Regions from separate parts of the Homo sapiens genome. Here region 2 is linked to region 1. A link is a loop called in an ENCODE intact Hi-C map of the cell type or tissue named here. Cell type or tissue: HepG2. All regions are shown on one strand. Links, peaks and the distances in the headings refer to the core of each region. The heading gives the core; the rest is flanking DNA.

Evidence for each region. A loop is a pair of places that touch in the nucleus more often than their neighbours do. Peaks named below come from ENCODE experiments on the same cell type or tissue, not always from the same donor. Only the 100,000 strongest peaks of a DNase experiment are listed, where the experiment ranks them.
Region 2: a loop joins it to region 1, with 17 times the contacts of the local background. A loop is called at or near these places in 3 of 110 quality-filtered maps.

What each region holds. Positions count from the first base shown.
Region 1 is chr19:33,424,802-33,440,367 of GRCh38, reverse strand. The region is part of intron 9 of PEPD (peptidase D); the gene reads left to right. Among named protein-coding and RNA genes, the nearest start is that of CEBPG, 59 kb to the right of the region's middle. In HepG2, for the core only: a CTCF peak has its summit at 9,517 (motif pointing left); no DNase peak of the experiment used is centred there.
Region 2 is chr19:33,696,584-33,712,149 of GRCh38, reverse strand. The region is part of intron 3 of CHST8 (carbohydrate sulfotransferase 8); the gene reads right to left. Among named protein-coding and RNA genes, the nearest start is that of CHST8, 82 kb to the right of the region's middle. RefSeq lists an enhancer at 9,045-9,618. In HepG2, for the core only: a CTCF peak has its summit at 6,855; no DNase peak of the experiment used is centred there; H3K27me3 peaks cover 2,466 bases.

The DNA of each region.
Region 1 (15,566 bases), core at 4,951-12,950:
AGCAGGCAGGCCCTGGGTAGGTTGTGAAGGCAGAGCCAGCAGGACTCAGCAGCCCATCAGGGCTGGGTGTTGTGGGAAGAGTCCAGGATGACTCCAGGGGTCTGAATTTGAGCAGCCAGAAGGATGGAGCTGCTATTGAGTGAGGTGGGGAAGACAGGGAGAAGAGTCCAGACCCCTTGTGCCTGGGGAAGTTGAGGCAGCAGAGGGATGAACAGAAGAGCATCTGGGGAGAGGTTCAGAGGTTCATTTCCAGCCAGGATCACTCGTCTTGCGCAGGTCCCAGTGGTTGTCATTTAGAAGGTTTAGAAACGCTTGAGGAAAAGCCAGTGTCAAATCATTTAAGAACCTCTCTGGCAGACACTTGGCTCACACCTGTAATCCCAGTACTTTGGTAGTCCACGGCAGGGAGATCACTTGAGGCCGGGGGTTCGAGCCCAGCCTGGGCAACACAGGAAGACCCCATCTCTACAAAAACAAGAACCTTTCTTGGAACCCCACCTTGGAAAGTTTGGCATTTGCTCCAGGGAGTTTATAAATGGCATTTATCAGCCTTAAGGGTGGCAGCACCCTGTAGGTTGTGATCTCATTTAATCACAGGACAGGCTGACAGTCGGGGGTGCCAGCCACCCCACACGAGCTGGGGACAGCCTCTTCAGGACGGTGCTGGGCTGTGTGACCCACAGACACTAGAGGAAACCCCTGTGGTGGGCATCCCTCAGCCGGATCCTTCCCACCTGGGGTGTCTCCTTTGCTGAGAGCTCCCAAGGAGCTAAAGCAAATGACCTGGGCCCCAGAGGCATTGCCGGGCAGCCCTGCTAGTGAGAGCAGCTGGGGAGGCTCAATGAACCTCACAGCCAGCCCACACCAGAGGCCAGCCCGCCCTGGCCTAGGCCCACGCACTCCCAGGCCCATGTGCACAAAGGGGAGGAGTCTTTACTCGGACCCGCCTATGCCTGAGGTCTGGCCCCTCTGGGACAGGATCTGCAGGCTCTGGTGCTGCTCCTCAGGGTCCTGCCAGAAGTCAGGGCCACCAACAGCCAGGACCCCTCGGCTCAGGTGCCCAGCCCAGAGGGAGGCAGGGGGCAGGAAGGCCAGGAGGCACAGGACTAAGGTGCTAGTGGGGCACCCTCAGGGCTGTGATGCATGTGAGATGTGCCCAGGTTATGGGAGCCCTGTCCACGTCGCACTTTTCCCTCCTCAGGGGAAGCACGTGGGGTAAACAGTCCATGACGTCTCAAGCAGCCCCTCCAACCTCGACTCCATGTCCTGTCCTTGGGCAGCCACTTCTGCACTGCCAGGGAGGAGAACTGTGCCACTGGCCTGGCCTTGAGCATAGGCCCCTGTTTGACTAGAAGGCACGCCACCTGTCTCTTATGTCCCAGCACTTTGGGAGGCCAAGGCAGGTGGATCACTTGAGCTTAGGAGTTCGAGACCAACCTGGCCAACATGGCAAAACCCCATCTCTACTAAAAATACAAAAATTAACTGGGCATGGTGGTGCGTGCCTGTAATCCCAGCTACTCAGGAGGCTGAGGCAGGAGAATCTCTTGAATGAACCCGGGAGGCAGAGGTTGCAGTGAGCTGAGATCGTGCCACTGCACTCCAGCCTGGGCGACAGAATGAGACTCCGTCTCAAAAGGGCAGGAAGCACTCCTTTGTCCCAGGGTTGCCATTGGTTGGTACTGAGGTGTCACAGTTCAGCTCCGAGGAGGAGAAAGCTTGGGGAGAATATTTTCCTCCTGGACAGCTGCCCCTGCCAGGGTTGGGCTGTCGGCTTCCAGCAGAACCCTGCCCGCCCCCCATCACCTCAGGGCCACTCCAGTCCTGGGTAGTGGAAACACTCACCGTTGGCAAGACTGGGGGCATAGAGTGCCCTGACGTAGGTCTTGGCATCAGACCTCATAAGGCAAAGGGCAGGGGAGAGAGACCCTTGGACCTGCCTCTTCTCTTGATGTCCCGCAGTTGGCATTTTCTGGCAACCACAAGAGTCACCCTGGTCTGGCTCAGAGAAGAGATAGCCAGCTGTGTTGGTCTGGGGCCCCCTGCAGGGCAGGATTGTAAGATGGGCATTGTTTTCCCTGCAGAGTGGGCACAGCCTGTACCCTGGGAGAACTGTGGGGAGTCGTTCTGGGCCCAGCAAGCAGGTGGCTCTCTTCTCTCTGTGCCCAGCTGAGGGTCCATGCTAGAAACCCAGCACCCTGGGTCTGCCCTCTGAGATCCCAGCTGGGTTCCTGGACATCCCTGCAGCCTGTGTCTGGGCAGGGAGCCAGCTGGTGTGATTGGAGGGCTACTTCCAGGAGCCCAGGAGAATTGCCCGTGGCTCTCATGCACCGGCTCCTGTTTCACGGTTAGACATTTCACCACATTGTCCTTCCTGCATTGTTTTTTCTGTCCCTTTCTCTGGCTCTGCTGTGACTTCATTGTTGCTGAGGGGAGAGCCAGGGTGTCAGACTCCATGTGTTATTCAGAGTTTGGACCCTGCCTCTTCCAACAATGAGATTATGTGCCAGAAACTGGCGAGGGTTGAGAAAAATGGCCTGAACTGCACGGTCGGGGCGTGCCTTTGGAAATCACTGCCTGAGGCATTTCTGACACCACCGCCCCCCCAAGTCTCCTCCTAATGACACCACCTACTTACCTGTGGTGGGCAGTTTGGTTGGATTTATTCCAACGGGCTCTCTGCACTTAGCAGTTGAGAAAGATATTTGTCATCTTGCTATAAAACATCAAACGCATCATGATCTAAACGATTGTGACAGCAGAGAGTTCAACCACAGTCTAAAATTTTAGCATTATTTATGATGCTTAGAGGCTTGGTGCCTACAGTATCTTCTTAATCTAGTCTGATTCTGGAGTGCTGTCTCCCAGGCCTGCCCCCGTGTCTCCTCTGGCTGTTAATAACAGCTCCTCCAGGCGCCCTGTCTGCCGACACAAAATCCATCTGAACCCCTGCATCTCGTGTGGCTGTTGAAAATTGGCATTTCTTTATTGATGCAACTGGTTCCTGCCAAATACTTGGGGACAAATAAAAGTAGTTGAACTTCGAGACAAGCAGAGAACCATTTGTTCGTGGAATTGCCAGCCAATTGATGGAGGTAGTTAAACTATCGTTTAGAAGACTCTTGAAAGGAAAAAGTTGACTGTTTTGAGACACTAACATTCAGAGTAGTGTGCAGAGCCAGGCAACACAGCTTTTCCGAGGGCCGGAGCCCGGTGGTTGGGGGTGGTGTGTCTCTTCTTTAGGCTCCTGGGCCGTGTTCTCAGAGACCCCCACTTGTTTTGCTTCTCCCGTGGCCCCTGGAGCACTGGCTGCTCTGCCTGGTTGCTGCTCCTCTTCCGTGCCAGCTTCTCTGGATTTCCCACTTTTTCTTTCCTCCTCCTCCAGGAAGTCTTCCATCAAACCCTGTGGCTTCTGCCTCATCGGACTTTAACGCTCTTGTAGTTAAGCAAGATCTCCCTCCTCCCTGTGGACTAGGGGCCTGCCTTGCTAGTGCTGTGAGCGAGGCATCACATGGCTGGTGCTCGGACCCAATGAACCGGCCCCAGGGGCCTCTCTTCGCACCCAGAGAGCTAGGCATGCTGACTCTCTCCAACCAATTCCCTTCCTGGCCCTCCCGGAAGGCAGGGGTGGGCAGGCCAGTGACCCCAGAGCGCTGGCTCAGTTCTGGCTCAGTGCCCATGAGGTGATTGCTTTAGACCAGCAGCAAGTGTGGGAAGATGGAGGAGGTAATAACATTGATTTTCCCATAAAGGTGGAATTTGTGGTGAGAGGACCTTCCTGGCAGGACCTAAACATCTTCTTCTCCCAGCCCCTCTGCCCCTGCAGGGGAGTGGGGTGGGTCTCTCGAGTGCGGCCTGCCAGGCAGGAACTTGGCTCATAGCCCATGCAGCCATGCAGCCTTGCAGCCCAGGCAGGACTGGAGCCCTCAGACCAGGCCCATCATGATGAGGCAGAAGCACCCCTGTACTCGGCCATTGGGAGATGCTGAGGACGGCTCCCGCCTGCCTCTTAGGCAGGGCATGGGGCCTGCTGGGAAGGCTGCCTGGTGAGTACCCTCATTCCTTCTCTTCCTCCCATGCTTCTTTCTCTTCTCACTCCTCCTCTTCTTCCTGCTCGCCTCTCCTTCTCTCCCTCCTCTCCCTCTCCCTCTCCCTCTTCTCTTTCCTCTTCCTTCTCCTCTTCCTCCTCTTTCTCCCTCTCCTTCCTCTTCCTCCATCTTCCTTCTCCTCCCTTCTCCCTTCTTTTCTCCCCGCTCTCCTCCTCCCACTCCTCTGCTTCTTTCTCCTCTGCTCTTCTAGGCCAAAAGCAGTGCCCTGAAACCAAGATGGGGGCAGAGATGTCAGAGGGAGCCCTGGGCTGCGCTAACCTCAGACCCATATTCTCCTCCAGCAGCTGCCCACACCCTTCCCTGCTCACCGCTTCTTGGAGGCCAGTATGCCTCTCCCATGCCCCCACCTTCCACCAGTGTTTACAGCCCTGGGAAGGCCGAGGACCTGCTGAGAGCCTGGAGGGCACCCCCTGGCCTCAGACTCACCTGAGCATCCCAGTGACCAATCCAGGGACGCCATGGGAGCGTGGGTTGGGCTGCACGGCCTCTGCCCATGGCCCTGGGAGGTTCTGACACCCAGTCCTGTCGTGATTGAGAACTAACGGCCATACGAGCATCAGCAGATTCTCACACAGTGCCCAGAGGACAACAGCCAAAGCGTGGCTGTCACTCCCACTTTACAAGCGCAGCACCTGAGGCCAGAGAGGCGTGCTGCAGGGCCCAGGGACCCCAGCACCAGGGCAGGCCCTGCTGGGACCGAACGAGGGGGGTTGGTTCTGGAGGGGCTGTTGTCCCCAGCCAGACCTGCCCCAGTTGTCCTTCGTCTGGGCTCGGCGCCCCTCACCTCCTGGCACCTGTCCCTGCCGAGGGGCCCGGGCAGCCGGAAGTGACAGGGAGGCAGCTGATGAGTCACTCTCTGGGGCCTCAGCCGGGCCTCCAGCTTCTGTTTTCCATCATGTTAATTACATTTATTATTCATCAACTGCTAAAACTGGCTCTGGGTCCTCCATTTTCCAAGCCCTCAGGTTGCGTCCCAGCTGAGGCTCCCTGTGGCTTTGAGTCGGGATCAGACGCCGGCCCAGCCGAGGGGCCTTTGGGTTTGGAAATGAAAACAAAGGATCCCATCCTGGTGGCTTTCGGGCAGCCGCGGGTGGCCAGGCCTTTGCTCTCCTCTGCCTGGAGATGCCGGATGGATGAGGGAGCTACCGTCTCAGCCACCTCATTTGGCCTCCCCAGCGCCCAAGGTTCTCTGCCTCTTCCATCCCTCGTCTTCCTCTGGCATCGCATTCCGGCTCACACTTTGATCTTTCCCGAGTCCCTGGGCATGGAGGCTGCTGTCTACCCAGCTGCCTTCCCTCCAGGCCGTCCTCAGGGGTTTGTACCTGCCCCCTCCACCCCACCACCCCCCAACCTTAACACCTGAGTGCCCTGTCTCAGTCCTTCACTCCCAGAACAGGGAGGGTCAGGGACCGAGGAGGGCTGGACCGTATGTGTGATGTGCCAGGCTTCTGCTGCTCCACCTGGCTGGGTTCTGGCCCCGTTCCCAAGGCCCAGTGACCACCCAAAGGGCGTGACCTTTCCCAGCTGATTTGGACACCCTGGGTGGCAGCTTTCTCCCCACCCAGTAAATGGGGTTGGGTTTTACTGCCCTTTCCTCATTCACGATAAACTTTCCATTTCTGTGAAGTTCACCCCCGAGACCAAGGGAGGCCAGATGCGCCCTCGTCCTGCGGGGAATCCTGACATTAGGAGAACCCCATTCCCGCCTGCCCTGCCAGGGATGGTGCAGTGGAGGAATGCCCAGTAGCCCCTGGGCCTACTGAGGTGCCCCGATGCCTCCAGCCTAGGCCCACAAAGTGATGAGCTTCAAAGTTTCTTCTCTGCCAGGGGGGATAAAAAAGCAGAAAACAGAGATGCTAGAACCATCGCCGTTACACAGCTGGCAGCGTCCACACAAAACCAAGCATTCCATGCCTGGCGCCCCACACTCCCCCTTTGCCTGCCCCATGTGCACCGGAGACACATGAGGTGGGGGAGGAGTCTAGAGCTGGGGAGATGCCAAGCCTGTGTATGGCGGGTGGGTAAACTGTGGGTGTCCATACAGGGAGAACTGTCGGGCAGTGAAAACGAGCAGATTGTTGCCACAGTCAGGGACACGAACAGCGCTGAAAGTGATGTCTAGCAAAAGAAGCCAGGCTCAGAAAGGCACGTACCATCCCACTGACATAAAGTTCCCAGCAAGCAAAACTGGTGACAGAGGAGGAGAGGGGAAGAGAAGGGGTGGTGAGCGAACCCTCTAGGAGACAAGAAATGTCCTGGGGTCTTCACCCACGGGGCACGTTTGTGAGATGTCATCAATCTGGGTATTTAAGATGGGTGTGGTTTACTGGCATATATTTTGATAAATAGGCTTGCACACACACACCAAAATGGCCAAGCATTGCTCCTGCGGCCAGACTCCGGGCAGAAACGCTGTGCATCTCTTGACCTGAGTGGTCCTCCTAACTTGCAGATTTACAGACATCTCCAGAGCTACAGACCGACACGGTAAAATGACCATTTGTGCACTTGCAGAATTATTCGGTTGGCCGATGACAGAAAGAAAATGAAAAGTTAAATGCAATTTAAGGAAGTATCGCCTGGGCTCTCTGTTCAGGCCAGGACCTGAATATCGAGTCTATTAGAAGCAATTATAAAAGGGACAGCGCTTCTTAATGTTTCTCATTTGACAAGAAGGTTTTTAAATATGGGGCATTAGTTAATAAAAAGACCCCAGGAGCCCATTGTAATATATTACCTAATTCCTAACAGTTCATAGCCACTGAAATAGGTAAAAAAGGGGATGTAAAATTAATATATGGTTATTATTAAAATTGCCTTATAAATTAGTTAAGTCCCCTGGAGGTACAGAGTGGGCATCATTATTCCAAGAGTGTCTCAAGGGCTTTGGTGTACCTTGTGTGTTTGTGGAGTGGGCGTGCCCCCTTGGCAGGGAGAAGAGAGCTCTGGCTCTGCAGTTTAAGGAGAAAACAGCAGCTCACACTGAAAGAGAGGAGAGCCAGCCATCAGACTGCAGACATTTTATAAAGAAACCTCTTCCTTAGTGAAGTTGCTGGGGAGGCTGGCACTTTGAGGCATCACCCAGCATGTTCTGTGCCCGAGACCAGTAAGGCCCTGATTGACATGGATTGCAGTTGATTAGGGACAACATGCAAATGGGTGTGTAGCTCCTGGGGCCCTGGGGACCACTGGCTTGTTCAGGAATGGAGGGATAGAAACAATTCCCTTAAAGTGTTTTCACTCAAGGGAACCCAGCTGCAGGCAGCATGGCAGTGAGGGAGCCTGTCGCTCCAGGCCAGCCACACCCGCTAGCTGCTATAGCCGAGGAGGCCGAGGTGCCTCTGGAAGGCGTGTGCATGTGACCCAGGCCATGTCACTGCCACCATCTCCATCCAGGCTGTGGGTACTGGGAGCCCGGAAGCGCCAAAGCTTCCAACTTTGCCATGCGCTTGTGCCTTTAATTGGGGGATTTCAAAGCTGTGAGTGGAAATCCATTCAGATCTGAGCTGTTTGCTGAATCCGAGATTTCTGTCCAGGGGGATTTGGCGAACGTAATGTTTTATGCATTCTAGGTGATTTGCCCATACCTGCTGGATCTGTTCATGGCAGCAGGCTCGTTTCCAAGGAACAGCACAGTCCTCCTGGACAAAGAGGCTTCCTCCTGCTCCCAGGGGAGAGAGCTATCATGTTTTTTTCCAGTGAGAGCACCAGAGGGAAATTTGCTTTTTCAATCGGCTCTTCAGAGCTGCGGGTTCTGCCCCATCCTGTCTGCAGTGGAAACCTGAGCTGTCGGTGTTCCCCTGGGGTGGGGTGGGCTCCTTTTGCTTGGGTGGGTGGTCCCCAGGGTGGGGTGCCCCGTGTGGGGAGTGTTTAGCCAGAGGAGACAAGCAAGGCTGTTTTCCAACCAGTCTCTGACTTCTCTAGCTCCCTGTGCAAAAGGGATACCTCCGTGTGCAGACAGAGGTTTTGCCAAAGAATCTGATTCCAGAGAAGAAGGCTAAGTGGGCTCCTGAAGCAGGACTTGGCAGGCCTTCTAGGGGCTTGGATTCTCCAGGCTGCATACCAGAGAGCCTTGCCGACAGAGCTTGCTTCCAAACCTGCCGGTGCAGTGGAGCAGCTCAGGAGCTCTGGGTGGAGGAAGGGATAGGGCTGCACTTTCTTCCCAGAGTGGCCCTTACCTGGGAAGACTTCTTAGCTTCAGCCTATGACTCTTAGACTCGTAATGGTCACTCTGGGTTTAATCTTCCCTTTTTTTTTTTTTTTTTTGAGGTGGTGTCTTGCTCTGTTACCCAGGCTGGAGTGCAGTGTCGCCATCTCAGCTCACTGCAGCCTCCGCCTCCCAGGTTCAAGCGATTCTCCTGCCTCAGCCTCCCGAGAAGCTGGAATTACAGGCATTTGCCACCACACCTGCCTAATTTTTGTATTTTTAGTAGAGACAGGGTTTTGCCATACTGGCCAGGCTGGTCTTGAACTCCTGACCTCAGGTGATCCACCTGCCTCAGCCTCCTAAAGTGCTGGGATTACAGGCTTGAGCCACCACGACCTGCCTAATCTTCCCATTTTGATCATGAGGCCAGGAAGCAGGAAAGAGTGGTCCCTCCACTAGCATTTGCTACCCATCTTCAGGCAGAGGTGCTGCCAGATGGGTGTTAATTGGGAGGGGAGTGTCTCCGAGGATGTCCTTCCCAGGAAGAATTTTTCCCCCTGTGGCAAAAAGGAGAGGTAGAAAGTGGGAGATAATGAAGGAAACATCGAGAGTGGAATTTCAGATGCTTTGTCTTGGGCGGAATGAAGAGAGGAAATCTTTGCTTTGTTTTCTGTCTCCTCTTGGGGAAATTTCCCACATGAGTTTTGGGATGATGAAGATGGGCCCCCAGCCCTGGCCTCCGGCGGGGACCTGGACATTCAGATTTTGGGTGATTTCAACCCATGGTAGAGTTTCCTGATAGAGTCAGGGAGGAATTGGGCTTGAATTGCTTTTCTTTCTTTTCGTCCCTCTCTTCCTTCCTTCGGGAAGGAATTGGGCTTGAATTGCCCTCCTTCCCTCCCTCCCTCTCTCCCTCCCTCCCTCCCTCCCTTCCTTCCTTCCTTCCTTCTTTCCTTCCTTCCTCTCTCCCTTTCTCTGTTCCTCTCTCCCTTCCTCCCTTCCTTCATAGGATCTTGCTCTGTTGCCCAGGCTGGGGTGCAGTGGTGCGATCATAGCTCACTGCCTCGACCTCCTGGGCTCAAGCAGTCCTCCTGCCTCAGCCTCCCAAAGTGCTGAGCCACAGCACCTGGCTGGATTGCTTATTTTTTACTTTGTCCACAACAATGGTATCAAAACAGAGATACACTGTGGTTCCTTCAGCCAGGCTGAAGGTTTTTCAAGGAGCTCTGTGTGCGTGGCAGACGGCGTGCACTTGCGACCTCTGGTGGCAGCTTCCCAGTGTCGTCCTCGGTGGCAGCTGTGCTTGGGGAGTGTGCGCTGTGTCCACTGGGCAGAACACATCAGGACAAGAAGCCCCCTGGGGCCAGTGGGGCGAGGCTGGGGCGAGGGGAGCAGGTCTTTGACAGGTAGCTTTTATTTCTTCCCAAAAGTGTTTTCAAAATGAAAATAGCTTTACTCTGATAAAAAGATACATATGCCAGTAGGAAATCCAGTCAGTACAGAACATTATAAACAAGATAGGAAAAAAACCCTTTGATGCAGAGGCACACAAAACCTTATTGCTGTAGCAAACAGGCTTCCGGTCTCTCTGGGGCACAGACAGACGGGCTTTGATCTGCTGGGCTCACACTGGGCAGAGTTTTTGCAGCAGAAGTCTCTTCCTGGCAGTGAACTGGGGCACACTGGGGCTGCATCATAATCCACTTACCCAGACTGCCCCCGGAAGCCAGGTGGTTCCCAGTGTGAACGACACTTCGACCGTCAACCCTACCTCGCCGTCTCTCGGGTGTCAAACTGACCGTGTCCTTGGGGTAAACTCCTGCAAATGGAATTGCTGGAAAAATGTTGATGCCCAAAGCCCAGTGCCATCTAGAAAAGTTGTTCTCCCTTCACGGCTGGGGCTGGGTTAGTGTCTGGTGAGCAGATACCATGTCCTTCCCGGGGATGTTCTCATTTAATCCCGTGAGGGGGAGCGGAGAGGAGTGTGGCATCCTCTCTGCATTATAGAGACCCCACAGTAGACAGATGGGTCTTAGAGGAGCCAGGTGGCCTCTCTCCAGAAGCCATGTTCTCAGCCAGCGTGCAGGACACCCCTCCTCCCAAACCATGAGTGCCGGTGTGCCCACCCAGGCCTCAAGATTAATTGTGTTATTTCCATTATTCACCTTTATCATTCTGATTAGGGAAAAGTAATACCCCGTCTTTATTTTTGCTGATTTGATTACTGACGAGCTTAAACTTCTCTTGTAAGTATTTCTTGGGCATTTATCTTTGTGGGTTTTCAGTCCTTTGCCCATTTGCAATCGGGACATTTGTGGGTGACTTATTGCTCTGTAATTGGGCTCTTTGTACTATTGTTCTGTGTGTTGGAAATATTTTTCCCAATTTGATGTACAGAAATTGTAAATATCAGTTGTCATGTTGGTCCTTTCCTGTATAGTTTATGCCTTTGCGAAATTGCTTTTTCTACTACCTCAATATAATCCAGTTATCAGCATGTTTTTTCTATCTTTATAGTCTGATGACTTTCTTTTAAATAACAGTTTTTGCATAATTATGAAATATTTCAAACACTGCTGTGTATAGTTTAATAGATATCTGTGTATCCACATGGTTTCGTCTTTTATATTTAATACGTTAATTGAGCTAAACTGCATTTAAGAATAATATATAAACAAGGATTCTGGCTTTTCTGCCCCCGCGTAATTACTAAGTGACCTGTTGTCTTTGGAGTAATGTCTTTGCCCCCCATTGTAAAATTCCATTTTTGCTGTATTCTAAATTCCCAGGTGTATTAGTCAGTATAGGGTAGCCTTTGGGGTGGTAACAACAGAAACCCAGATCTCGGTGGCTTAGCACGGTAAAGGCTCATTTCTTGCTCATGCTGCCATCTGTGGCTGGCCCAGTGGCTCTCCTCCAGCAGGGATGCAGGGCTGCTTCCACTGCCCAACTCTGCCCCCTCTGAGAAGGAAGAGAGAGAACATGAAGAATTCACACCCACTCTTAAAAGCCATGGCCTGGAAGCAGCACATGTCATTTCATATTCCTCTTGGGATGAGAGTCAGTCCTATGGTCCCAGCCTAGCTGCAGGGAGGCTAAGATATGTGCCCAGAAAGAGGAAGCAGAGTGAACACAGGGCTAGATCTCCACTCGGGGCTGCCTGGGCAGACAGGGTTTCGGCTGCCTGTGGATGTGTGCGTATATGCATATGTGCATGTATGTGTGAATGTTCTTTGGATTGTTGGGCATGTTCAGGCCTGCTGTTCCTGCCATCCGTTACCCTTTCTTCACATGTTTACTGAGGACCTACTGTGTGCTCATCACTGTGGCCAGCCTTGGGTATGGGTGACATGGGCCTGCCTCTAGGAGTGCCCTTCAAGACTGGGAGGGAACGGGAGGGTGCCAGGCTGAAAGTTCTGCAGTGTAGAAGTGTGGGGAGGGACTTGCCTACAGAGGGCTTTTGGTGGTGAGAGGTGGGAGAAGCCCCTTGGGGAACCCAGGGAGATTTCTGGAGAGGGGCGTCAGCCTGGCCCACGGTGGTTTTGGATGGTAACTGGCGGTGAGCAGGAGGTGGAGCGTGGACATCCTCCCAGCTCCTGAAGGGCAGCAGCTGCCAGGAGTCCACTGAGACCCCTCTAGCCATGACCTCCTGGTGGGAAGGTGGGCCAGGAGGGGACCTGTTAAAGACTGGCAGGTGGTTGAGGGTCAGTGTGGAAGGTGTCCGATAGAAGGTGCTAGAAGTGGGTGGGCTTGGGATAGGTGTTGCTGTGGGTCCTGGAAGAGGGAGCTCGGGGTATGCTGGACAGGTGTGTGATGCCTGGGCTCCCTGCGGGGACCCAGCAAAGCACATCAGGAAACCCGGCATCCACGGGCGTGACTCCCTCTTCTGCATCCTCCAAGCCCTCCTTGGCACTGTGCGAATTTTCTAAATTTCAGTGGGTGGCGCTGGCGAGATGCTTCAGAGTGTGTGCAGGCTGGCGAGTAAAGTCAAGGAACTTCCTGGCTCCTGGCTATGCAGGAGGGGGGCCCAGACCCTCATCACATAACGACCACTTCTGTCTTCAAGCGTGTCTCTTACAAGGTGGGGGCCAGGAGAGTGCTGCCCAGAGCCAGTGCTTTGCCATGATCAGATTGCCGCCTGCCAGGACGGGGGTATGGGTTGCCTACAGGCACCGTCACTGCTGCACGGATCTCCGGGAGCAGGCTTCACACACACAATTCCTGCTAGCAATCTACTGGCTTTGGGGAGTAGTGTTGGTGTCATAAAGAAAGGATATTTAACTTTGCATCGATAGGCAAAGAATAATTAAGATATAATTAAAAGCACAAATTCTTCTAATTATTGGCTTCGTATAATGTATATTTAAAAACAAGATCTGTTAAGGCTTCCTTTTGAATATATCCAGAAGCCAAAAGAGGGTAGCATTTTAATTAAAAATGGATTATTTAAAAACCAGTTTAATCATCCTGTCATCCAAAGACTTAGACTTTATTAATTAGCTATTGATAAATAGGTTTAAGCTACCCCAAAGTTGAATTTGCAAGAGTTATTCCTGGCATCCTCCGATTGGAGGATTTTTTGGAACTTGCCCTGTGTCTCTGGGATGTCAGCAGCAAAGGTTTAGGACATGTGAGTTGGTTCTTAAATCGCCCCTCCCATCCTCTGTGGAGCCAAAGTGGACATCCTGCTGCAGGTGGGGACCGATGGGGGGCTCCTGGGGCTGTCCCACTTCCCCCATCTCCTACCTCTGTGCTCTGTGGCACGAGAGGGTGCTGAGGACCTGGATGGTGGCATCCGCACTGAGAGGTCCCCGATGGGGCACAGGTGCAGAACATGCTAGAGATGCCATGAGCCACGACAGCCTCCGCCTCCCCAGCTCCATGCTTGGAGTGCATCCCTGGCCAAGGCACTCCTCTTCTCAAGGCTGCTCTCTGTAGGGGCGGCGTGACTGCCACCCCCATTCATCATCTTAAGTAGATAAAGACTTTCAAAGTGATAAATAGCGTTCCTGTTGTTCCTTCAGCCAAGTGTGACTAAAATAACGTTTGGAGTCGTGAGTGAGGATGGAAAGGCTCATTAGAAGAGGGGTTGTCGGCAGTTCACGCCTAACAGCCGGTTCGCTGCCATAAAACACAGCCGCACGCGGTGGAGGGGCCCTGCCCACCTAGGGCCTGTCCAGGCTGGCCCTGACAGATGGTGTCTGGGCCTCCCTCCATGGCACATTTCGCTGCGTCCTGGGCCTTGTGGTTCCTGGATGCTTGGAAGAACCTTCTCAGAGAGGAGACGTCTTTCACAGGCATCTGTGGTCCTCGCTTCCTGCAGGTGCTGGGGATCTGGGGCTGCAGTGACCCAGCTCCTCCTGTTTCCTCAGTGACCCAGCTCCTCCTGGTTCCCTCCAGCCTAATGGGGTAGCCAAGGCCACCTGCTGCGCAGTGACCACTGGCTTGGCGCTGCCTCCCGGGTGACCAGGTCCCTGTATCCAGTGTCCTGTGCTCACAGTACCGAGAGTGGCTGTGAGTCCATGTGGACAGACTGCTTCTCCTCTCTTCTCCAGAGCCCTCAGCAGAGGACGATAGGGAGGGAACTGGGTACTAGACCCTCAGGATGAACTGAGTGAGTTGCAGGGGCTGCCCAGAGCTGGGCCCAGGTGCGACAGTGCTTTAGAAAGACATTGATAGGAAACAGCACTTTCCAGAGAAAGTTAGATCTGAAACGACACATTTGTGAAGTATTTTCAGATTGTAAGGCTGAAAAAGCAATTTGATGTTTAGAAATAAAGTAGTGCTGGACTCTTTCAAGACAAAACAGAAAAATGCCCTAGAGGGAATCCAAAGCAAAGCACTTGCTTTTTCTAGAAGGGGTGACTTGGGGATTCTGTCCTCACTCTACAAGGTGGGATCTGGGTGACTCCCACTGTTGCCCAGGCTGGAGTGCAGTGACATGAGACCTGAGATCCTCTGCCAAACATGTGTTCCCTAAATATTGAACCTGGGCCTGGCACAGTGGCTCACACCTGTAATCCCAGCATTTTGGGAGGCCGAGGTGGGAGGATCACTTGAGGCCAGGAGTTCGAGAGCAGCCTGGGCAACATAGCAAGATGCTGTCTCTACAAATATAAAATAAAATAAAATAAATTAGCCAGGTGTGGTTGTGCACACCAGTAGTCCTAGCTACTCAGGAGGCTGAGGCAGGAGGATTGCTTGAGCCCAGGAGTTTGAGGCTGCCATCTGGGGACTTGGGGAGCTTCTGAACCAAAGGCCTTGCCCAAGAACGAAAAACCAGGCTTTTCCTCAAAGAAGCCTTAAGGCGGGATCTCCCAGAGTTAGTCATTCCATGAGACACCCTGGCAGTTTTGGTCAAGTTCTTGTCTCACCTCTACTATTATCTGCTTAATCGTTTTCTTTCAATTGACTCATTTTTTTTCCTTTAAATATATGTTTTAAGATGCTTTTTATCCTCGTCATGAATGAAACCCAATCTAATTTGCCATTAACAGACATTAGCGCTTCAAGATAAATACCTAGTGCATGAAGGAAATATGCTAGTGGGGTACTACATAATGTCATCCCGTGGACTCGTATTGTGCTTTGGGAAATGTGAACTTAAAAGCAGCCCCTTCCCTCCCCTTGCCCCTGCTCGCCCCTCCAGAAAGCTCCCTGCATACCTGGCTTGCTTCCCCCACACCTTCCTGGGGAGGATGGAGACAGGGTGCCAGCGTTCCTTAGAGGGACAATGTGGCCTCTGGGTTGTGTTGAACTAGGATCATCTGCCACTCTGGCAAGCCTTTTTGTTTGTTTGTTTGTTTGTTTGTTTTGAGACTGAATCTCACTCTGTCGCCCAGGCTGGAGTGCAGTGGCGCATTACAGATGTGTGCCACCACGACTGGCTAATTTTTATATTTTGAGTAGAGACAGGGTTTCACTATGTTGGTCATGCTGGCCTTGAACTCCTGACCTCAAGTGATCCACCCGCCTCGGCCTCCCAAAGTGCTGGGATTACAGGTGTGAGCCACTGCACCTGGCCTCTGGCAATTCTTTTTGTTTCCTGGTCATGTGGTTTGAGCCTCTCTGGATGTATCTGAGGGTAACCTGGTTTTTATTGTTGTTGTTGTTTGTTTTTTTGTTTTTTTAAAGAGCTGGGGTCTGATATGGTTTGGCTGTGTGGATATTGAATCATGGGGGTGCTTTCCCCCATACTGTTCTCATGGTAGTAAATAAGTCTTATGAGATCTGATGGTTTTATAAGGGGAAACCCCTTCCACTGGTTCGCATTTTCTCTCTTCCCTGCCACCATGTAAGATGTGACTTGC
Region 2 (15,566 bases), core at 3,720-11,719, 270 kb before region 1:
TATACATCACAATTCCAGTGACTAGCCTTGTTTTAAATAAAGTCCAAAGTTGGTTTTTGTTTCTTTGTTTGTTTTACTATCCTTATTGTCTTCCCTAACAACATAAAGATCTTATAGACCTTTTCATTCCAATTACGGTTTCCTGTCTAAACTTCCACGTTGTCGCTGTCCTTACACACTGGCAAAATTAGTGTTTATTATTTTTAAAGTAAATATTGGCTGGGTGTGGTGGCTCACATCTGTAATCCCAGCACTTTGGGAGGCCAAGGCAGGCAGATCATTTGAGGTCAGGAGTTCGAGACCAGCCTGGCCAACATGGTGAAACCCCATCTCTACTAAAAAATACAAAAATTAGCTGGGTGTGGTGGCGTGCACCTATAATCCCAGGTACTCGGGAGGCTGAGGCACGATAATTGCTTGAACCTGGGAGATGGAGGTTGCAGTGAGCCAAGATCATGCCACTGCACTCCAGCCTGGGTGACAAAGATTCTGTCTCACCAAAAAAAGTAAATACTTATTTATACTTAACAATGTTCCTACAATTTATTTCCTTACTACTACTTCTTGTATCCATTCTTTCTGGTTGCATTTTCTTCTTACAGAAGTACAGAAGTATACAATAATTTATACTACACAATGACCATATGATTTATCATCAAATAAACCCACTTCTGAGAGTAAGGGGGCACTGATAATAATTACACCAGGCCACAGGTGTAAACTAGGATTGTCCCAACATACTCCACCAATGGCCAGAGGTTCTGATACCTTCTGAGGGCTCTATTTACAGAGCAGTTGCACTTCCAGCTCAGCACTGTGGTTGAGTCAGAGACCTCATCTCCTGTCTGTGTAGATATCAAGACCCCAGTCCTAGACTTAGGGCTTCTGAAAGAGCTGAGTGAGAAGCCTGGTAGCTTCTTTCCCAAAATGAAATGACGGAACAGGAAAAACAACAACCATCACCATTTAAAAAGTTTGGGCCAGGCATGGTGGCTCACACTGGTAATCCCAGCACTCTGAAAGGCCAAGGCAGGAAGATTGCTTGATATCAGGAGTTCAAGACCAGCCTAGATAATATAGTGAGATGCCTCTCTCAACAAAAAATAAAGAAATTAGCTGGACATGGTCATATATGCTTGTAGTTCCAGCTACTTGGGGGGCTGAGGGAGGATCGCCTGAGCTCAGGAGCTTGAGGCTGCAGTGAGCTATGATCATACCTCTGCACTCCAGTCTGGGTGACAGAGTGAGACCCTACCCCTTAAAAAAAAAAAAAAAAACTCCAGAAATTGACCAAAAGCATACAACATATCAAGAAGCGTTTATTCAAGAAAATCTACTGAACAGTGTGAGGTTATGGCATTGTAGCCTGGGGCTGCTTTCATCACCTTGCCCAGTTCCCTGGGGGCTTACATTCTACCAAGGGGAATCAGGCATGAACATTGATTGATTGGAAAATTCCATGCCCAAGAGTGTTGCTGAAAATAATTCAAAAATCTTAGCTAGCCCAAGGTTGTGATAAAATTGGTAGAACCAATAGATCAGCAGATCAGACAGAAATTTAATAAGAAGATCTGGAAATCAGACAATTAAAGTTGACTAAAGCTAACACAGTGCTTAGAGGAAAATTTATAGCAGTAATGTCTATATTAGAAAAGAAGAATCTCAAATCAATAGCCTAATCTTCCACCTTAAGAAATGAAAAAAGAAGAACAAACTAGATCTGAAGCAAACAAAAGAGAGGAAGTAACAAATAAAGCAAACAAAAGAGAGGAAAAAAGGACAAACTAAACCTGAAGCAAACTAAAGCAAGGAAATAATAAAATACAAAGCAGGAAAACAACAGACAAAAACAATGAAACTAAAAGTTGGTTCTTTGAAAAGATCAACAAAATTGACAAACCTTTAGCTAGACTTTGAAAGAAAACAGAGAGACAATACAAACTACTAACATCATGAATGAAAATGAGGACATCACTAGTGATTATAAGAGAATACTATGAACACTGTTATGCTAAACAAATGAGACAACTTGAATGAAATGAACAAAGCCCTAGAAAGACATGAACAAAGCCCTAGAAAGACATAAATTACTAGAGCTGACTCAAGAAGAAATAGAAAACCTGAATAGAACTATGGTGAAGACATTGAGCTAGAAATTTAAAATTTTAAAGTCTGGAGCCAGGTGTAGTGGCATGAACCTGTAGTCCCAGCTACTTAGGAGGCTGAGGCAGGAGGTTCTCTTGAGCCTAGGAGTTAGAGGCCAGCCTGGGCAACAATAGCAAAACTCCATCTTTAAAAAAAGTAATGTCTCACAAAGAAAAGTCTAGTCTCAGATATCTTCACTGATAAATTCTAATAAACATTTAAAAAGAAATAATGCCAATCCTCCCTAAACTATTCCAGAGAAATAGGGTAGGAGGAGGTAAAAATACTTCCCAATTCATTTTAAATCCTGTATTAATCTGATAGCAAAGCCAGATAAAGACATCACAAGAAAACTACAACTATCCCTCAAAAAAAAAAAATCCACAACAAAATTTGAGCAAACTTAATTCAGTAACATATAAAAAGGATTATACACCATGACCAAGTGAGATTTATCACAAGAATGTGAGGCTAATGTATCAATATAATACACCGTTTTGACAGAATAAAGGATGAAACAACATAAACATCTCAATAGATGTAGAACAAGTATTTGACAAAATCCAACACCTATTCATGGTTAAATTTTTTTTTCTAATAAACTAGTAATAGAAGACAATTTCCTGAAGGTCATAAAAGTCATTTGCAAAAATCCTAGAGCAACCATTATACTTATTGGTGAAAGATGGAATGTTTTTCCCCTAAGATCCGGAATAAAGCATGAATGTCTACTCTCACCACTTCAATTTCCTACCATACTAGAGGTTCTAGTCAGTTGAATCAGGCAGGAAAAAGAAATAAAAGGCATTCGAGCTGGAAATGACGATGTAAACATCTCATTATTTGCAGAGAGCATAATTCTGTATGTAGAAAATCTTAGGGAATTTACATAAACAATTAGAATTAACTAACAAATTACAGGTTCCAAGATAAATATACAAAAATCAATTGTATTTCTATATATTAGCAATGAATGATCCCAAAATTAAATTAGAAAAACAATTCCATTCACTGTAGCATCAAAAAGAGTAAAATACTTAGGAATAAATTTAACTAAAGAAAGATAAGACTTGTATACTGAAAGCTACAATATAATGGTAAGAAGAATTAAAGATGATTTAAACAAGTGGAGAGACATTCCACGTTCATGGATTGTAAGATTCAATATTGTTAAGAAGACAATTCTCTCAAGTTTATTATTACAGTCAATGCCATTCCTATCAAGTCACAGCAGGTGTTGTTCTTTTTGGCAGAAATTGATGAGCTGATCCTAAAATTTACATGGAAATGCAAAAGACTCAGAATACCCAAAATGGTTTTGAAAAAGAACAAAGCTGAAGGATTTACACTTCCTGATTTCACAACTTTTTATAAATCTATACTAATCAAGACACTGCACTATTGGCAAAAGAATAGACATACAGATCAATGAAATAAATTGAGATTCCAGAAATAAACTCTTAAATTTATGGTCAATTTATTTTTGACCAAGGTGCGAAGGCAATTCGATAGGGAACAGATAGTCTTCAGCACGTGCTGGGAACTGGGATAACTGGATATTCACATGCAAAGAGAAGAAGTCAGACCTCACACAATACACAAAACGTGGCTCAAAATGGACCGCAGACACAGATGTAACAGCCAAAACTTAAAAACTTAGAAGAAAACATAAGAGAAAATCTTTATGGCTAAGATTAGGAAAAAATTTCTTAGACGCAACACAAAAAGCATAATCCATCAACGAAAAACATGTTGAATTGCACTTTTTCAAATTTAGAAACTTTTCCACTCCAGAAGACACTATTAAGAAAATGAAAAGACAAGCCACAGATGGGATAAGTTATTTGCAAGTCAAATAATACTTATATCTAGAAAATAATTACAACACAATAAAAAGATAAATAAACCAATTTTTAAAATGGGCCAAGCCTTGAATAGATATTTCACTAAAGAATATATCCAAATGGCTAATAAGCACATGAAAATATGCTTAATAGTACTCATTAGAGAGATGCAAATTAAAACCACAATGAGACACCACTTCACACCCACTAGAATAGCTATAATTAAAAAGACAGATAATAACAAGTCTTGATGAGAATGTGGAGCAATTGGAACCTTCATACCCTGCTGGTGAGAATGTAAAATGGTACAGCAATTTTAGCCAACAGTTTGTCAGTATCCCTTAAATTTAACGTAAATTTACTATTACAACCTAGCCATTCTACTCCTAAATATTTACCCAAGAAAAATGAAAACATAGGTTTGCATAAAAACTTTCACATGAATGTTCATAGCAGCATTAGTCCTAATGGCCAAAAGTATCAACAATCCCGTATCCAGCAGCTGGTGAACAGATCAACCGCAATTCCATGTAATAGAATAATATTATTTGACAATAAAAAGAAACAAACTGATATGAGTAAATATCAAAAAATATGACTCTCAAAACCATCATGCAGAGTGAAAGAAACCAGATATGATAGACCACACAGTGTATGATTACATTGATATGAAATGTTTAGAAAGGGTAGCGCTATAGTGATAAAAAGGAGATTTGTAGTTGCCTGGGGCTGAGGGTGAAAATGGGGAGTGATTGAAGTGGGCACAAAAGATTTAGTGGCGGGGGCAATGGAATTATCCTAAAATTAGGTCAGGCTAGGTGGCTCATGCGTGTAATCCCAGCACTTTGGCAGGCCAAGGCAGGAGAATCACTTGAGGCAAGGAGTTCAAGACTAGCCTGGGCAACACAGCAAGACCCTGTCTCTACAGAAAAATTGGAAAGTTAGCCGGGCACAGTGGCATGTGCCTGTGGTCCCAGCTACTGGGGAGGCTGAGGTGGGAGGATCGCTTGAGCCCAGGAGTTTAAAGCTGCAGTGAACTCTGACCTGCACTTTAGTCTGGGAAACACAGCACCCTACCCCTGCAACACTGCTAAAATACCTGCTTGGGAGGAGTCAGGGTGGACCCCAGAAAGTCCCCATCACCTTACTCACTGTGAGGCCCCATTGGAGCAGGGATCTTTCAGTAAACGTCTCTAAAATAAGTGAGTGAAAGTGGAAAATTTCCCTGGCAGGAATAACACACCTCCTCCCGGCCTGTGGTCCTCCCACAATCATGGCCTGTCCTTTTCACTCCCCAGTGAAGGGACGAGGCCTGCACACATTTTGCAAGCTCTGTGTGTTGTACACGCTTGACGCGCACAGTTGATTTAAGCCCAGAAAATCCTTTAATTACTGCCGCTACTTCTGGCTGGGTTCTGGGAAGGAACTAATTCAAGCAGCGATCACTTGACCTGAAATATTATGAATGTAATTTCATTATTTGGTCTGTGCGGGTCGTGGGCAAGGGGTTACAATAATTGGCTTTGCTGAGTGCCTGCTGGAATGGCAATTTGTCACCCAATCCTGTGGCTGACAACCGACAGACAACTCACTCTGTGGGGCCCAAGTCATTTGCCCCTGCCTGCCCCATGACCTGGCAGGTGACATTGTCAGGGTACGCTCACAGCAGCCAGCCCAGACTTCAGGGTGAAGTGCTTTCCACATGAACCGTAAGGCATCTGTCCACCCATGGGTGTATAGTAATACTGAGGTGAGCACACATACTTGTACACAGCTAGGATTATGGGTGAGGGCCAGATGCACACACACATGCACACACATGGGCACCTGACTCTTCATCAGGACACACACACGTGTGCACAAGAACCAGAACATGTCTGCTGTGAGCAGGAATGAAGCACGCCCTGACAGTCTGAAGGGCAGTGCCGTGCAGCTCCCCAACCTCTAACCCAGGCTGGCCCTCCAATGCCATGCATCTCATAGTGTGGTGCTTGCTCCCAGCCCTGAGTGGTTGTCCGGTCACCAAGAAGACTTCAGACTTTTGGGATCTGAGGAACCGGGTTTTAGTTCAAGCACTGATACTTCCTGGCTGTGTGACCTTGGGCAAGTGACTTTGCCTCTCTGTGCTTCAGTTTTTTCATCTATAAAATAGAGACGGGTACAGCGAGGCTCTGGCATGAGGATATTGGTAAAGCATGTAAAACACAGTGCCTGGTACACAGTAGGCACTGAGTGCTCACACCATCATCATTGCCCATACCACACCCCTGGATGCCACCTCCTTGAATGCTCTCAGGACTCTTGGGTCCCTCTCCTAGTACTGGGGACATCGCTGTGACACAGAGGCAGCAGGGAAGGCGAATCTGCAGAGTCCCTTGCTGGGCCAGGCCAGGCCCCTCTCCAAAGGGACCCTTGCTGAGTGTGGCTGCCATGGTGCCCTAGGGGGGCAGAAAGGGAGCCAGGGTGGCCATGCCTGCCACACCCCATCACTGTGGGAAGCAGGCTGCCAAGTCAGAAATCCTCCTCCATTTACACCCACGGGCACCCACACCCGCATCTCCAGGTAGATACTGGAGAGAGTGCCCACTCGCAGGAAAGCTTTGCTTGAATTGATTCTTCCTTTGCTACAGCAACAGAAGCTTGTCAGTGGGTGCAAATATTTGCATGTGAGTAACTGTGCGTAAATGAAGGAGGTTTTAATTAGGTGCGCTCCCCAGAACCCCACTCTCTGGCCCTTGCCTTCCCTGTATCTCTGCTGACCAGTCACCTCCCCGACCCCTCAGGTCCCCTGCCTGACCTGAACAGTGAACAGGTATCTGGCAGGGCTCCCGGCTGCTGAACCAAACAATGCCACTGAGGGGCTCTGTGCAGCCACTGTTGGTCAGCGGAGCCCAGGAGATGCTCTGCTCATGGACCGCTTGGGGTCTGGCTTCATGGGGGTCCTATGGGGCTGGAAGTAATTCTTAGCATCCCCTTCCCACCAGGAGACCCACCTCCTCTGTGTCCTCCCAGGGGGTATAGGGAGAGCAGGCATGGAGCCAAATAGGGCCTAGGGGGCAGGTCTCAGCCCTACGGGGGTTTAGGGTATTGGAAAGATCTAGTCCTCCCAGCCCATCCAACCAACAGTAGGTGCCAAACATCACCTATTATCTAACGTTAAAAAACACATTCCAAATTAGAGCTGCCCCTTTAAAATCAGGAGAATCCACATAAATGTATGTTACCGATTCTTAGCTTTTTTTTTTTTTTTTTAAGACAGCATCTCACTCTGTCGCCCAAGCTGGAATGTAGTGCGTGATTTCAGCTCACTGCAACTTCCACCTCCTGGGTTCAAGCTATTCTCCTGCCTCGGCCTCCTAAATACCTGGGATTATAGGTGCCTGCCACCAACTCCGGCTAAATTTTGTAATTTTAGTAGAGATGGGGTTTCACCACGTTGGCCAGGCTAGTCTCGAACTCCTGACCTCAAGTGATCCGCCTGCTTCGGCCTCCCAAAGTGCTGGGATTACAGGTGTGAGCCACTGCACCTGGCCAGATTCTTAGCTTTTATAAAAAACAAAACAAAAACAAAAAGGATGACCTGGCCACCCTGGACTTACACTCCTGCACAGAGCTCTGGGCTGGAGTGGAGCATCGGTGGCCCCTGGCCCTGGGGCCTGTCTGTCCACTTCCCCCTCACCCCATCCCCTTTCCCCCATCCTGTGGTCTCCCGCTCCCTGTGGCTCTGTCAGGCCTACTGTCTGATGGATCCCAGTGACCCTGCACAGTTCCCATGGACATCTCCTCATTCCCCTCCCTCCAATGCAGACCCAGACCCTGAGGGCAAAGGTCAAATGCACTCATAAATGGCTGTAGCCTTTGGAGGAGGTGGGATGGGGTCTTGGGACTCCATCCAGGACTTGAGGAATGCCAGGAGCAGCCTTCCCATGGTGAAGCACCTTTGGACACAACCAGATGTAGTGAGGGGCTCACGGATCATCATCCCTGCAGTCCCGCCCTGGTGGAAAACCAAGACCAGGCACAGAGCTTGGTGGGGAGCTAGGATGGGGCCAGCCCACCCTCTCAGAAGTCTTCAGGCCTTTTGGGGAGGGCTGAAAAATGCCTCATCCAGGCCTGAGGGCAAGATGACAGGCAGCCCCCGACTTCCCTCTGGGACCCCAGACGCGAACATGAGAAGCCCCCAGGAGCTCCTCCACCCCCCACTAGGAGCCTGCGCTGTGCAGGGACTCCCCAGTGGCAGCTGTCAGAGGGCACAACTGAACCGATTTAAGCTCAGCTATTTTCCCCACATAAAATAAAATTTCAAAATGAGCGAATCTTCCACTGACTTCCACTATGATTCAAGTCAAAACTGCAGAGCCACAAATCCTGGAAAATAAGCTTCATAATGAAAACATCAGCAGGCATATAATGGTGAAGCTTTTTTGGCTTAAATGAGATCCGCCCAGAGGCTCCCAACTTCTGCAAATATTGTGAGAAGGAGAGGGGGATCTGCAGTGACCCTAAAGGCACCACAAATGGTGTCAACCTCAATGCAAGAGCGGGATAACCCCACCGGCAGGCAGTTGGAGCCCAGCAGAAGGTGCGTCTAGCCCCAGGGTGTGTGGGCCCGCGCCCGCCCCTACCGACCCACGCATTTGGCCTCCAGAACTGGACCTCCAGGCTTCTGTTGTCATAACTACCACCGTAACTTTTTCAGAGTTTTAAAAAACCAAGACCTACGCAGTGGCCATGGAGAAGGACAGCAATCGTAGCAACAGCCCTGTCCTTGGAGCGTGGGTGGACTCCTCACCACTTCCCTGCTGCCTGTGTTAGGAACAGGGGCTCGAGGACATCAGGAGGGTTGGCACACGGTGGGACCCCACCGGGCCCTTCTTCATGCTGGCAGTGGGTGTGCCCCGTTTCAACCCACTGGATGTCTCCAGGCCCTCCCCCTTGGCCCTGAGACTCCAGGCCAAGTGAGGCTGGGGGAAGGGGACAGAGCCGGGCAAAGGGCCCCCTACCTCGGGCCTCTTTGGAGCCTGGTGCCACTTGGGGAGTGGAGTCTCCCCTGCCCTCCACCTCTCCACGGCAGCTGCCCTGGGCTGTGCGGGAGGCTTGGCTCTGATGCCAGGTGACTCTCACTGAAGATGCTCAGGCAGTGAATGGGAACAGAGGTGGGGGAGGTGTAGGCACAGGAGGAGGGAAAAGAAGTCCAGCCATGTGGCATCCCTCCCCAGCCCCCAGCCTTCAGTCCTCCTTGGGCTCAATGCCTGGCCCTCGGAGCAGTCCCAGCACTCCAGACCCGAGGTAATCCTGAGGCATCTCATGCACAGATTGTGACCTCCGCTTCCTCCTCCCCCGGTCCCTCCAATGCATTCTGGGCCAGGCAGAGTGGGAACGGGGTCACTCCACACCTGAGACCTGCTCTGGGCCCTCTGGGCTGTGACTCACACGGCAGGTGAACAGAGCCAGATTCATCCCCCTCGGGGGTCCTCTGGGGAACAATTGGCCACTGTGGAGACGCAACCCAACACTGGGGCTACCTGGGGACGCAGGACAAGCATCGGAACCGCCTGCCCCTCCTGGACCCTGCCCAGGCCCCCACATAATGGGAGACCCAGTTTTCCAGTTGGACTGAAATTTCAGAAGGTGTCTTTGTTGTAGGTTTTATTAATTCAACCAATGGAAGAGCCTTGGGGCTTCGGTTTGGGGAGCTGACAGTTGCCACAATCTGCTGGGTGTTGGCAAGAAATGTCCTTTGAGAAAAATGGTAGAATAACATCAGAAAAGAAAAGAAATATCGAGGAGTTTGAGGTGGCAGAGAGCTATGATCATGCCACTGCACTGCAGCCTGGGTGACAGAGCAAGACCCCTTACCTTAAAACAAAACATAGGCCGGGTGTGGTGGCTCACGCCTATAATCCCAGCACTTTGGGATGCCAAGGCAGGTGGATTCCTGTGGTGGATCACCGAGGTCAGGAGTTTGAGACCAGCCTGGCCAACATGGTGAAACTCCGTCTTTACTAAAAATACAAAATAAACTGGGAGTGGTGGTGCATGCCTGTAATCCCACCTACTCGGGAGGCTGAGACAGGAGAATCGCTTGAACTTGGGAGGCGGAAGTTGCAGTGAGCTGAGATCCAGCCTGGGTGACACAGCGAGATTCCATCTCAAAAAACAAAAACAAACAAACAAACAAACATATAGACCATGACATTAACTAATAGCAAAAGGAAAGAAGGACAGAGAAGGGGGAGCACAGGCTTTGGAATCAGGCAGATCTGGGGTCAAATCCTGGCTGAGCCACGCAGGCTTCAGGACTTTGGGTAAATGAATGAATCTCCCTAAGTTTCAGTTGAGGATAAAGACGCCTGCCGAGGAGGGCGAGGGAAAATAGAATGAGTACCACGTGCCAGGCACCCAATAAACAATAACCCTGACTACATTTCATGCACATTGAAGCTTGATTACATTGTCTCATTTTATAAATTACCATCATACACGTGCGTTGGAGCTCTGCGGTTTTCAAAGCCACTTTTGTCCATGACTTCATTAGATCTCCTCTTCTATTTTTAGCATGTTACTGTAGTTCCTTTTAAAACATAAGTCTCACTCTTATTGGACATGATTGTCCCAATTTTCTATTCTGCTCTCCTTTTTAATTTCCCCGCCCCTAGGAACTTTTAGCATAACAATTCTGGGACCGTTTCTATTAATATCAATTTTCAGATTACAGCGATGTGATGTCTGTTTCCTAATTTAATTAGGTGATTCCTGTTATTACTTCCTACATGCTCATTATTTTTCATTTAGCATATTTTAATGTACCAAAGGAAAGTGAGGCTCTGGCTAGAGACCCCCAGGGTGTCTTCTGCAGGAAGAGGCGAATATTCACTCCAATTGCAGGGGGTGGAGGAACCCAGGAAATCGTGGCCACGTAGAAGACTGGGAAGACACAGGATGGCACTGCTAAGGGGAACGGCCTGGGCTCAGGTGAGAGAGGCTTGAACTGAGAAACTTTCACTGCAGAGACAGGGTCCACAGTGGGCTCCCCCTCCAAATCAGGGCCTCCCAGGGAGTGTGGCAGTGAAGGTCCTTCATGACCCCCACCCTCAAACAGCAGAATTCAATGATGGTCCCAAAGCTAGCACCGCCCAGACGCATCAAACCCACTAGGCTCGGGGTATCCAGACCTGAAGGTTCCATGTTCCGACCCTGCCTATTTCTGGCACTTGGGCAATCACCACGCAAGGAGCACTCCATGTCCATCCCTCCATCAGTACTGGTCTTTGCACAACTCCAGGGGACACCCTTCACACTGCAATCTATGTGAACCATACCCCAGAATTAGCATAAAGCACAGTGTGGGTGTGTCCCTGCTGGGTGCAAAGTAGCAACTGGGGCTTGGCTTTCTGTGCCCCTGGGCTCTGGCCACCCTCTCTGCCCCTCCCCACCTCCAATTGTGCATAATGATGGCTGGCCTGGCCTAGGAGGAACCCCCACGAAGACATTCTGGAGTTTATGAGAAAAAAGGAGGGCAGGACTTCCAGAGCCACGCTTGGAAGAAACACTGTGACAAGGACCCCACCCACAGCCCTGAGCGGAGAGCCTGGTGCATTAGGTGACAAGGAGAAGGCACTCCAGGAGTACTGAAAACCCAGTAGGTGGCTTTCCCTGGAGTGAAATTGTCTCTGCTGTGGCCCAGGAAAAGTGAGGCATGGGAGGGCGAGGTGGCCCTTGCCAGCCTTGGGCGCTGTTCAGGAAGAGAGTTTGAAGCTGCAGGTGCATTGTTTAGAAACACTGGGTTCTGAGAGTTCCAGCCCTGCTGATTTTGAGATAATGTATTGCCAGCTACTTAACAGGATGGATCACTGCAATTACATGTCACTTCTGATGTTCACAGTCACAACAAGGATGTGTCAGCCTCCCAAGGTTTGTAGGAAATATATATGATGTTCCGCAATGCCGTTAGAAAATGGTTTCAGGAAACAGACGCAAGAGGGTTCCAATAAAACCCACCTGCCCGGGGAAAGCAGCCGGCTCCATGGAAACTGGAGGGGCAGGTACCAGCCCAGGAAGGAGTCTGGGCTTAGACGCCCAGCTGCGCGAGGACCGGACTCTCTCTGAGAGGGCCAGTAGACATATTTCCCCTGCAGCCAACCTGGCCCAGCTGCTCAGAGAGAGCAGGTAGGGGTGGCCGCTGCACTTCTGTTGCCTCTATCACCCTCCTTTGGGTGAGCTGTTGAGAGCTTCTTAGCAGGCGCTCCTGTGGTCCTGGCCCACCCACGACATTTGTCCTGGCATTTGTCTCAGAGCTCCAGGGGGACACACTCAGAACATGACAGTCACTGTAGGAGCTGGACAGACCTTCTGACATTGCAGTTTGGTCCTCCGAACAGGCACAGGCAGGGCAGTGTGTCCCTGGTAACCCTGGGACGCAGAGTGAAGGCCACACTTTCTCCAATCAACACAGCGCTGCCTCCAGGACATCAAAACAAGAGCCCCGGCATCAGGCAGACCCGCGGGCATTGGACTTCTGGCTCTATTCATTTCTAGCTGTGAGATATTAGGCATGACGCATAGCAGCACGTGCTGCGGAGGGAGACCCCTGGCTCCACTGGAATCTCACCCAAGCCCGCTTCACTGCTTCCATTGGAGGTCAGCACCTCCTGTTCACTAGAGAGGACAAACAAGCAGCCCACAGTTCCCCTCTTCCAGGAAGTCCTCCTGGCTCCTTCAGCACTCACCTCTCAAGAAAGGTTTACAACCTGCCTTAAGTGTCCCCCAGGCGCCGCTGAGCCAGGGCCAGGTCTCCCCTCCACTGCCCCCAGATTGGGAACCCTGTAAGGAAGGGCCTGGATAACCTCCTTCCTTGACCCCCACAGATTGTGAGCTCCCGAGAGCAGAGCCCGAGCTTCCTCCTCCCGTGTCTCCATCTCCCTGTGCACCCCTCCCCTGCCTCGGTACAGCTAAGCGGCTGGGCTTGCAGGGCCTTCACACAGATGGGCATGTACAGATCTCTCCCTGTGGCTGGCAAGCCCAGGGACCCAGGCATGGAGGTCCCATCCCAGGACAATGTGAGGTTTGGGCTGAAAAGCATGAATCTCCATGCTGGCATCCAGCCCAACGGGGAGCAGGGACAGCTTCCAGGATACTGGTTTCCTGGCCTGGAAATGTGGAGTAGATGTAAGTCCAGAGCTGCCAGCCCCTCTCCCAGGGCAAGGCTCTCCCATAGCCCTCCCCACCCTGCATGGTGCCAGCGTCCAGGCCTGGGGTGTATGAGGGTAAAGGAGTGAGTGTGTCGACCTGTGAGTGGAAACGCAGGTGCAGAGGGGCGAGGGCATGGTGGGGGCTTCCTGCCTGTCTTGCCTGGTCCTTCATTCTGTGGGGCTGGACACCCCTCGGTGGAGGAGCTACAGGGAGACTCCACACACCCTGCCAAGCATCTCAGACACCATAAGCCCCAAATGGAACCTGTGATCTCTTGCCCCATTGCCCCGACCTCTCCCCATCTGGCACATCTGCCCCAGTGAATGGCACCCCCAACCTCCCTCCTCTAGAGCCAGAAACCCAAGTCCCCCTGAACCAAGACCACTGCCCTCCCCGCCCTCCTCACCTCCTTGTCCTCTCATTTGAAAGGTCTCCAACACTGCATGCGATATCCTTGGCTGCCCCCAATCTCCTTGCATTTGTTGCCTCTCCCTGTCTGCTCTCTGCCCACGGCCACACAACAGGCAGCCACCAGAATGAGCTTTCTTTCTTTCTTTCTTTCTTTCTTTTTTTTTTTTTTCTTTTTGAGATGGAGTCTCGCTTTGTCGCCCAGGCTGAAGTGCAGTGGCACGATCTCAGCTCACTGGATAAAGGATTGTAGTTGCCGTGATCTCAGCTCACTGGATAAAGGATTGTAGTTGGCGCGATCTCAGCTCACTGGATAAAGGATTGTAGTTCTTTTAAAAGAACTACAACCTCTGCCTTCTGAGTTCAAGCAATTCTCCTGCCTCAGTCTCCCAAGTAGCTGGGACTACAGGCCCATGCCATCACGCCCGGCTTATTTTTGTATTTTTAGTAGAGGCGGGGTTTTGCCATGTTGCCCAGGCTGGTCTCTAACTCCTGACCTCAGGTGATCCACCGCCTCAGCCTCCCAAAGTGTTGGAATTACAGGCATGAGCCACTGCGCCCAGCCCAGAATGAGCTTTCTGATGCACCACTCCCTACTCCGGGGTCCCCAGAGCTCCTTGTTGCCAGAGGCCAAGGCTGGATCCTCTACCACACTGCAAGGGCCTGCTGGGCCCAGGGCCGGCTGTGTCTTCAGCCAGGAGTCTAGATCCACAGGTCATGCTGCAGCCCCTAAATCACTTAAAGTTCTCCACGTGCCGCATTCTCTCAGGACTCCAATCCTTTATCCACACTGTTCTCTCTGCCCAGGCTCTGCTCCAGGTCCGGAACACAACAATACTGGGTACCCCAAGTGCTGGGCAGACAGTGTGGTACAGTGAACCACAGGCAGCCGCCCAGGCCACATCCTAGCTCTGAAGCCCAGAAGCTGCGTGGCCTTGGGTACGGTTCTTAGCCTCTCTTACCTCAATAGTCTCATTTTTCAAATGGTGTAATAATAATTCACTCATAGGGGTTTTAAAGTATTACATGAGGCCGGGCACAGTGGCTCAGACTATAATCTCAGCACTTTGGGAGCACGAGGCAGGTGGATCACTTGAGGCCAGGAGTTCGAGACCAGCCTGGGCAACATGGCGAAACCCCGTCTCTACCAAAAATACAAAAGTTAGACGGGTGTGAAGAGGGGGGTGCCTGTGGTCCCAGCTACTCAGGAGGCTGAGATGGGAGGATCACTGGAGCCCAGGAAGTCAAGGCTGCAGTGACCTGAGATCACACCACTGCACTGTAGCCTGGGTGACAGAGTGAGACTCTATCTCAAAAAATAAATAAATAAAAATAAAGCATTAAATGAAGAGAAAAACAAATAATCCCATCAAAAAGTGGGCACAGGACATGAATAGACATTTCTCAAAAGGCTCACAGGCTGGGCAAGGTGGTTCCCGCCTGTAATCCCAGCACTTTGGGAGGCTGAGGCAGGTGGATCACAAGGTCAGGAGTTTGAGACCAGCCTGGCCAAAATAATGAAACCCCATCTCTACTAAAAATACAAAAAATTTAGCCAGGCATGGTGGCATTAGAACATGTAATCCCAGCTACTTGGGAGGCTGAGGCAGGAGAATCGCTTGAACCCGGGAGGCAGAGGTTGTGGTGAGCCAAGATTGTACCATTGGACTCTAGCCTGGGCAACGAGAGCAAAACTCCGTCTCAAAAAAAAAAAAAAACTTAAAAAACAATAATGTTGGCATGGATGTGGTGAAAAGGGAACGCTTTTCACTGCTGGTGGGAATGTAAATTAGTACAACCACTATGGGAAACAGTGTGGAGATTCCTTAAAGCAGCGGTCCCCAACATTTTTGGCACCAGGAACCAGTTTCGTGGAAGACAATTTTTCCACGGTCTGGGGAAGGGAGATGGGGGTGGGGAGGTGGTGGTTTCGAGGTGGTTCAAGCACGTTACATTTATTGTGCACTTTATTTCTAT